3 separate regions of the Homo sapiens genome follow, and regions 1 and 2 are each linked to region 3. The links are chromatin contacts, found by Hi-C in ENCODE. All regions are on one chromosome and are shown on one strand. The core of a region is the stretch at or near the end of the contact, and the rest is flanking DNA. Distances in the headings are between cores, read along the strand shown.

Region 1 (2,856 bases), core at 244-2,743, 3.1 Mb before region 3:
CAGCTGTGAAGTAGAAATCATAATGCCCACCATAAAAGATTGTTTTCAGGTTTGAATAAAATTGAGAGTCTTTTTACACTGGTTGACATGGAATAGGCTTTCAAAGGTTTTCTCTCTTTTTCTTTTAATGAGTTAGGTCAACATCAAGGTATTCACACTGTCTGAATTAACTGGGTGAGAACTGGGCATGGGGTGAGTTTTTGCTGTTTAAAAGCAAAGAGAGATGGAGGGAGGGAAAAAATTTTATCAGTGATCGCCTAAAAAGATTTTCTATGCTAGCCAGATAATTTTTGAAGGTTTTTTTGTTTTGAAGAATTTTGAATTTTTTTTAAATAAAGATATGAGGGTACCTAATACCTAATCAGCACTACATGTATAGAGTGATCACATATCTAAAAACAGGTCTGATCTCAAATATTCTGTTGCAGTGTTTCTACAAAACATCAACACCTCAATTTTAATAGTTCTTTTTGTATGGCCTGAAGTTGTAACTGGAACCCAAGTTTTATAGATGAAGTATCCTGATTTCTTATTTAGAAAATCTGGTCACCGTTAACTATGGGTTAATGAAAAGGAACTCTCAACCCCCAGCACAAATTCCTCTGCAAATTATTACTCAGGGCCTGAGATTCAGATTGACTGGTACTTTTTTTTTTTACTTAATCTAACACTTGTATGGCCCTGGCTCTGTGCCAGGCACTGTTGCAAGGGCTCTATAAATAGGTACTCACCACTGGGAGCAGTGGCTCATGCCTGTAATCCCAGCACTTTGGGAGGCCAAGGCAGGTGGATCACTTGAGGTCAGGAGTTCCAGACCAGCCTGGCCAACATGGTGAAACCCCGTCTCTACTAAAAATACAAAATTAGCTGGGCGTGGTGGCACTCGCCTGTAATCCCAGTTACATGGGAGGCTGAGGCAGGAGAATCGCTTGAACCCGGGAGGTGGAGGTTGCAGTGGCCAAGACTGTGCCACTGCACTCCAGCCTGGGTGACAGAGCAAGACTCCATCTCAGAAAAAAAAAAAAAAAAAAAAAAAAAATCAGAATCCTAAAAACATATTAAGAAGGTTTTATTTCTAACCTTATTATTTTGCAGGTGAGGAAACTGAGGCACAACAATGTTAAGTAATGAAGCCAGATTTGAACCTGGACAATCTGACTGCAGAATCAGTGCTCTTAACCATTGTTTCTTATTTAGCTTGCTACATGGCATAAGGCTCTTAAAGATAGTGACATGATGCAGGGTTTCTCAGGATACAATCTATAGACAGCATTGGAACAGCAGATGTTGCAAATGAGAAAGTCAAACTGAGTTAAGCACACCTCCAAACCTACAGGTGAGGCACTAAGCTCTGTGGTTTCCAAATCATCGAATGCTAGAGCTGAAGAGGGCCTCAGAGAGCAAGACTCCAGTCAAGGAAGAAAAAGCCAGACCAGAAACAATAAAAAGAAAACGAGCAAACAAAGGAGTCACAAAGAAACAGAACTGTGGCAAATGACGCATTAGACGAAGACCAGCAATTCCACCCACAGAGGAGATACCAGCGGGCCAAGTGTGAGTCAGAAGGGACTGGTGAGGACTTGCGCACCAGTGAGCCTACAGGGAGGGGCCTGCCATGTGGAAACAGGAGCTGTGCCTCAGCTCCTGCCATGTGGAAACAGAGGCCCACCATTGCCAGGTTCCCAATTTTTCAAAAAAAGCCAGATATTCACATTTTGTGTGAAAATTCCTGTTCTTGAAAGTTGGCAACTAATTCAAATCTGAGCTTAGGGGTAACCCCAGCCAGGCTAGCCCTATCAGGACAAGGACAAAGGTGTTCCTGTTTTTGGCTGTATCCCCATATGTCTGGCATATGGACTTTCAATAAATATCTGTTGAATGAATTAACTAAAATGATTAAAATACAACTTAAATGTAGTTCAAAAGATAAGGCTTCCTGACAGAATAGCAAAATTTGACAGTCACCCCAAACCCTGGGCTTTGTGAAATCCCAAATTGCTGTGGAACCTGGCTGAAGAAGGAGGACTTCGTAAGGAGAGATGGAGAAAGAAGTTTAACTGGAGCTTAAAAATAAAATGGCTCAGGAGCCCTCATATACAACCAAAACAGACTCAGTTTTTCAGCCCCACTTTCTGCCTCATCACCAAAGCAAGATGGGAGGACCTGCGGGCTCCACCTTCCCAACTCCACAGCTGTCCCTTTTGAGATGTTCCCTCTCAAGTTTAAGTAGATTTTACCAACTAAGTGTTATAGGATGCAGGGCACCACACCAGATAAACTTGTACCCACTCATGGATGTCAGCCCCAATCAAACTTAACAGCCTCGCTATGGTTTGAGGAGGTTCACTGATGTCATTTCTTTCTTTTCTTTCTTTTTATTTTTCTCTTTCTTTCCCTCTCTCTCTCCCTCCTTCCCTCCCCTTCCTTCCTTCCTTCCTTTTTCTTTTTGGAGACAGGGTCTCATTCTGTCACCCAGGTTGGTGTGCAGTGGTGCAATCGTGGCTCACTGTAGCTTCAACCTCCTGGGCTCAAGTGATCCTTCTGCCTCAGCCTCCCAAGTAGCTAGAACTACAGTTGCATGCCACCACGCCCAGCTAATTTTTATATTTTTTGTAGAAACAAGGTCTCACTATGTTGCTCAGGCTGATCTCAAACTCGTGGGCTCAAGTGATCCTCCTCCCTGGGCCTTCTGAAGTGCTGAGATTACAAGCATGAGCCACCATGCCCAGCCAATGCCATACCTTAGAGACAAGCTAATCACTCTTCCGGGATTTGAAGGAAAGGGTTTTCTTGAGTTTGTTCTTAGAAATAAACAATGTAATTTTAAGATACTTCTCTCTCTCTCTCTAAAATATT
Region 2 (2,817 bases), core at 185-2,684, 3.3 Mb before region 3:
AATTCCTCTGCTCTCTATGGCCTAGAATGATTGAACCAAGTCTCTAGATCACTGTAGGAGACATCAACCTTTAACAATACATTCTTGAGGAGAAGAGACTCGTGTAAGAAACTATCTTGTAAGAAGGGATGAGAATTACCCTAATGATGTAACTGACAACACAGTTTCTAGTTTTTCCTTTCTTTCCTTCCTTCTCCATTTTTTCCAGTTTCATATCCTTGTTTGTTCATGCTACATGAATACTTGAAGTTGATAGAGTTGGCTTTAACTTAGGAACCTTTGCTTAGAAAGTCAATATCCTGGCCTTTCCCAGAGTACTTGACTTCCTGCAAACCTTGTTAATAATACTTTGTTTTTTAAAATGTTGGAGAACTTCAGCCATTGCAGCCTCTTGCTAAGAAGCAAAAGCTATAATGACAGAGAAGCCCCAAAGTGCAGTGGAACCAGGGATCTCCGGGGAGAGTGGTGGTTTCCTGGGCCCCCCCAGAGAACCCAAGGCTGTGCTGGAGATGCTGCCGTGACAGGTGGAGGCGTGGAGAGGCACCTGGCAAGTCCTCAAACGCCTCCCCCTTGATTTAGCTCCTCTAGCTAAGGATACGCATTCCTTTGGGTTTCAGGTTTTTCTTCCCTAAAAAGAGAATCCCCAAACTGGACAAGCAGGTTACATTCACACAATAGCGTGAATGAATTCGCTGGTCGCCCTTCAGATTCTCATTTTGGAATCTCGAAGAAAGAGAGGTGGTGGGAGGAGGGCGCTTGAAACTTCTGGCGATGCCAGTTCAGATCGATTCCAGCTATGACGGAGCGGGAAGTGGATAAAGAGGACCCCAAGTCACAGGAGGCACTCTGAGAGCACCAAGCGCCCGGGGAGGCCATCCGCAGGTGGGCGCGGGGCCTGGATTCCACAGAGGGGCGGAGTCCCTCAGTCAGGCGCTGGCTGCAATCACACCCGAGCGCCAGCCCCCTCCAGCATCCCTGAGTCCCAGAGGAGATCGCCGAAGCGCTGGAAAAGCCGTTCCGCCCACGACTTCTGGTGCCGGGTCGGCGGCGACTGGGGGAGCCCAGTTCCGAGACCGTACCGCACCCACTGCGGACCTCCTGGGCCCTACATAGTAGGCGGGTCATGCAGGGCAGCGGGAGGAGGGGCGTGGGAGGGCCAAGGCCGCCGAGTCCCCGCTGTTCAGCCAGCAGGAGCGCCCCGCAGCCCTCCCGGGACACGGTGGACACGCTTGTCCCAGACCTGGGCGCCCTCCTGCCGGGAGCCAGGACTGGCCGCAGCAGGCGCTGTCCGGGCCCGTGGGCGGGGTTTCGGGAGGGGGCGGAGCCAGGCCCACGGCCGGTGTCAGGTTGCTCCGGTAACGGTGACGTTTCGCGGCGTGGGCGGGGCCAGCACGCAGGTTGCATATTTTAGGAAGTGAGGAGGAGGCGCGGGCTGGAGCTGCGGCGGGGTCTGGGGCGCAGAGCAGCGGCGGGAGGAGGCGGACACGTGGCAACAGCGGTAGCAGCCCGGGCGGCGGCAGCAACAGCGGCGGCGGCATCGGCCCGAGCCGCCGGCCGCCCTCCCACCCTCCCGCCCCGCGGCAGCCCTAGCTCCCTCCACTTGGCTCCCCTGGTCCCGCTCGCTCGGCCGGGAGCTGCTCTGTGCTTTTCTCTCTGATTCTCCAGCGACAGGACCCGGCGCCGGGCACTGAGCACCGCCACCATGGGGAAGGGGGTGAGTGTCCGGCGCGCCCGGGGAGGGGGCTCGGGGAGCCCTCGAGGGGAAGAGGAGGAAGTCGGGAGGGCGACCGCGGCCAGCGGGAGGCGGCGGAGGAGGAAGCGGCGCCGCGTGGAGTGGGCTGGCAGAGCCGCGCGGCTTAAAAGACGACGCAGTTTGGAAATGGAGGGAGCGCAGTAACGGGGGGCGGGGGAAGGGAGCGCCGAGGGGCTGGAGCGCGGCATTGCTTAGGGGGGTGGGCGGACCCTGGGCGGGGGCTGCGCGCCCCGGAGGCCGAGCGGGCCGGGGGCTCCGAGAGGCGGTGCTTGGGAAGCCTCGGGGCCGGGAGGAGGGGGCTTGCAGCAGCGGGGGCGGCCCCGGGACTGAGCCGGCATCCCTGAGCCTGGCTCCCCTCCCTGCGACCGCCGTCACCTCCTTCTCCTTCCTTTTCCCTCCGCCCTCCGTGCCCTGAGGAAAGGCGCGCTCCTCCCCTTCCCCTGGGGCGCTCCGCCGGGGCCTCCTCCCGGGCCTCCGTTCCCGCCGCGGCCCCGGTTCCGGCGGGGGCAGCCTCCGGGTTCGGGGCTCCTTCTCCTGGGGACGCTGGGGCTTAGCTTGCTCCGCGCAGAGGCGGCCGCCCTCCCCCAAAGAAAAAACTGGCTGCTTCTAAGTGCGAAGCCGGCTGGGCGGGCTGGTGCCAGAAAGGGTGTGTCTTCACTGCCCTAAGATGGCCTTTAAGGTATACTTTTGAGGGCTTTCTTGGGCCACTTTCCGTAAACACAGGATGCACCGATGGCAACTGGAGTTGTCATCCGATGGTGGGGAGAGGCGTGCAGATTTTTTTTGAAGGGACGAGCCCTGAAGGAGGATAGGCAGACCCACCAGGGCCTCAGGGTACAAGAAACCCGAAAAAGGACTGGAGGCTGCAGGCAATACGGTGGTAGGAATCTCTGCCGGTTTCCAGCGTCGCGGAAGCACCAAAGGGCGGTCCCTGAAGGAAACGAGGGGTCTTGGGGCTGGAGAGCGGCGCGGAGCGTGGTGGGAATATCGTCACAACGCCGCTGTCCTACATTTCTGTAGCGAAGACTTGATTACCCCTAGCTATTACCCGTGCAGGAGACTGG
Region 3 (2,780 bases), core at 166-2,665:
TCCACCACAGCTACTCAAAGACATTTAACTCGCTAGCCATTATCCAACCGCATTTACCAGACGCTCAGTCTTGAGGGAGGAGGGTAACGCAGTAGGGGATGCGGAGTATTGGTGTCATCCTACAGGTTAAGGACAAACATGCCCACTACAAGGACAGGGATACATCACCAACTTCAATTCAGCCCAGGGTTCATGTAGTAAGGGGTGGGTGATTCACTCCTGTGGGGGAGGCAGGGCGGGGGCGGTTGGGGGAGGCGGTTAGGAAAAAGGAAAATCGTGGAAAGTCCCAGAGGAAGTGGTAGTCAGTTCCCGATGCATGGCCATAATGTACATTGGCCATAAGGTACACTCAGCGCCTCTGTGTCGCTGCTCCCCCTCAACCTTTTACTCACCCACTCCTCCCAACACGCGCCTCACCCGTGCCTCCATGCACAATCCTGAGCCTCGGCATCCCCGCGAGGTGCAGGTTCCAGCTTTGCCCACCACCCCACCACCTACCTACATGGACACGTGTGGTTGGAATGCCTCCCGGGGCTAGACGGCCACCCCTCTTGGGCTGCGAGCTGCTGCCCATCTCTCCACCCACCCGTCCTTATTGTGTCATTTGCCCGGTCTGATGGCAGCCCCAAAGCCGCTCATTTGAGTGGGCTAGAATGGAGAAGAGAGGAAAAGGGAGGCACACATTTCATTCACTAGGACCCAAGATGACCTGCCGCCTCTCTCCTGCCCTTCTCGGAGCCCCCCACCCTCCCTTAGCCCCAGTGGGGCTGGAGGCACGAACAGACAAGGCAAGGGGAGCGCAGTCCGTCAAGGTCCACAGCTGCACACAAAGCCCTTCACCTTCTCCTTGCCTTCCAAGCTCCTCCCTGGGCTTGGTTTCTCCGAGGGTCTCTGATGCCCCCTTCGGTGGTCGGCGGGACGGTCCTATTCCCTCTTGCATCGCTGTCTCCTCCCTCAAGTCTCAGCCTCCTCCTCCCCGCCCCTCGCCACATACCCCTGAGGGAGCTCAGTCCTGGCTTTGGGGGCGCGAGAGCACCCCATAAGCCCGGGGCCCTGCGCCCCAGGGGAGCGGACAACGGTCCACTTTACGAGGCACAACTTCGCCCAGCCGTTCCGCCACCGCACTCGAACACACACCCCATCCCCGCAGCGGTCGGGTCTGGTCCCGATCAGCCCCATCCCCGGGAGGCGGTTGAGCCCAGCCACAGCCACGCTCCTACCTGCGAGGCGGCTGGCGCGGCGAGGAGCTAGGGCACCGAGCGCCCCGGCCCGAGCCCCGCACCGCAGCGCGTCTGCCCTTGTGCGGCGGCGGCGGCTGCAGCGGCCGCTGGGTGGCCCGCTGGCTGGCTGGTTGGCTGGCTGGCTGGCTGGCTGGCTGGCTGGCTCGCTGGCTGGCTGCCCGGCTGACTCCTCACTGGGGCTTCCTGTAGGGCTGGACAAAGGACATTTCCTGGGAGGAGCGGGAGAATGTTCCCAGCATGCCTCGATTTGTAGTTCCCGGGGACTTCCTGCCACCGCAGCAGCGGGCGCCCTGGAGGTAGCTCGGGCCAGGCTAGGACTCCGGGACAGGAGGAAAGGCGCTCGCTGCTTCTCTAAGCGCTGTGGGGAAGGGAGCGGCCGGCGGGTCTTGCCCCACGCCCCGCCCCGCGGCGCTCAAGGAGCCCGCTGTCCCGGAGCACGCGAGATCCCAGCGCTGCACTCCGAGCTCGCGGCACCGGTTGCGGGCAGCCGGTGGGACGCTGCCGCTGAGCTGTCCCATGGTTCGGGAGGGCTCTGCGGTGGGAGAGGCCTTTTCTTTAAAAACTGGGAAGTTTGTGGTGGGTTCGCTTTTTAAAAATTAATCTAAAAACACAAAATCTATCTTTTAAAATAGATTTTCTTTTTGTCTTTTACGCCGTTGACATCCTGCTGGGGGCCGATTAAAGAACTTGATTGCTCACCAGGAATTCAGGTTCCTTAAGATCTTGGCGCTTCATCTTTAAAACCATACAGAGCTGATTGTTTCCAGATCCCGACCCGGTGACATTCCTCCCTCATTGTTGACCTTGTCCCAAACATCTTTTCAAGAAAAGCAATTAAATTGAGATTGAAAATAAATTACGTAAATTAAATATTAGACGTGAAAACCTGTGTGCTGCTGAATTAGGAAAGTGCTGGACTTTCTGCGTATCTTTCCTTCATTAACCTTTAGGATTCAGCTTCTTGGTCCCATAAAACAGATGTGCTGGCCACTGTATATTGAGTGTGTGTATTTCGGGAGTGGAAGGGTGAGGAGAAGAGGACATTGGCTACAAGAGAGGAACTCTACTTCCAGCCTAGCAAGAGTCTATGATGCCCTGCACATGTTTTTGTCTATTTCTGGGACCACAGACTCAGGACCCTTAGAAAATCAAGGAAGGACCACATAGAGACTAAATGACTAAAAGCTATATTCTCTCCTGGAGCATGAGCAGAAAGTAATAAACTGAACTAGGAAAGGACAAGTTCTAGGATGCTCTAGAATGTGTTTGAAAAGTAATCAGATAGAAAAGTCTCTGGGAGGCCGGGCGCGGTGGCTCACGCCTGTAATCCCAGCACTTTGGGAGGCCGAGGCGGGCGTACTACGAGGTCAGGAGATGGAGACCATCCTGGCTAATACGGTGAAACCCCGTCTCTACTAAAAAAAAAAACACCAAAAATTAGCCGGGCGTGGTGGCGGGCACCTGTAGTCCCAGCTACTCGGGAGGCTGAGGCAGGAGACTGGAATGAACCTGGGAGGCAGACCTTGCAGTGAGCTGAGA

The links. A loop is a pair of places that touch in the nucleus more often than their neighbours do. Pooled maps may share reads with other maps.
Region 1: a loop to region 3 is called in a pooled map, with 2.4 times the contacts of the local background. The contact joins the enhancer-like site here to the promoter of ZNF697 in region 3. A Hi-C loop is called at or near these places in 2 of 50 pooled maps.
Region 2: a pooled map shows a loop between it and region 3 (6-fold over the local background). The contact joins the promoter of ATP1A1 here to the promoter of ZNF697 in region 3. A Hi-C loop is called at or near these places in 4 of 50 pooled maps.

Annotation. Positions count from the first base shown.
Region 1 is chr1:116,555,243-116,558,098 of GRCh38, forward strand. The region is part of intron 1 of CD58 (CD58 molecule); the gene reads right to left. LOC105378925 (a long non-coding RNA gene) reads left to right here. Exons shown (of 3, transcript XR_947739.2): 3 at 1-2,856. Among named protein-coding and RNA genes, the nearest start is that of MIR548AC, 3.4 kb to the right of the region's middle. RefSeq lists enhancers at 1,342-1,591, 1,365-1,659. Within about 2 kb of position 1,494, at least 19 of the 41 ENCODE cell types and tissues checked have a DNase peak (open chromatin) inside an H3K27ac peak, as active enhancers do.
Region 2 is chr1:116,371,810-116,374,626 of GRCh38, forward strand. It overlaps ATP1A1 (ATPase Na+/K+ transporting subunit alpha 1), which reads left to right and starts at 1,435. Exons shown (of 23, transcript NM_000701.8): 1 at 1,435-1,714. The coding sequence starts at 1,703. RefSeq lists silencers at 1,062-1,591, 2,022-2,321 and an enhancer at 2,692-2,811.
Region 3 is chr1:119,646,851-119,649,630 of GRCh38, forward strand. ZNF697 (zinc finger protein 697) reads right to left here and starts at 1,416. Exons shown (of 3, transcript NM_001080470.2): 1 at 841-1,416. LOC124904389 (a long non-coding RNA gene) reads left to right here and starts at 1,466. Exons shown (of 2, transcript XR_007066506.1): 1 at 1,466-1,537; 2 at 1,874-2,126. RefSeq lists silencers at 833-996, 1,294-1,353 and enhancers at 1,412-2,252, 1,424-1,493.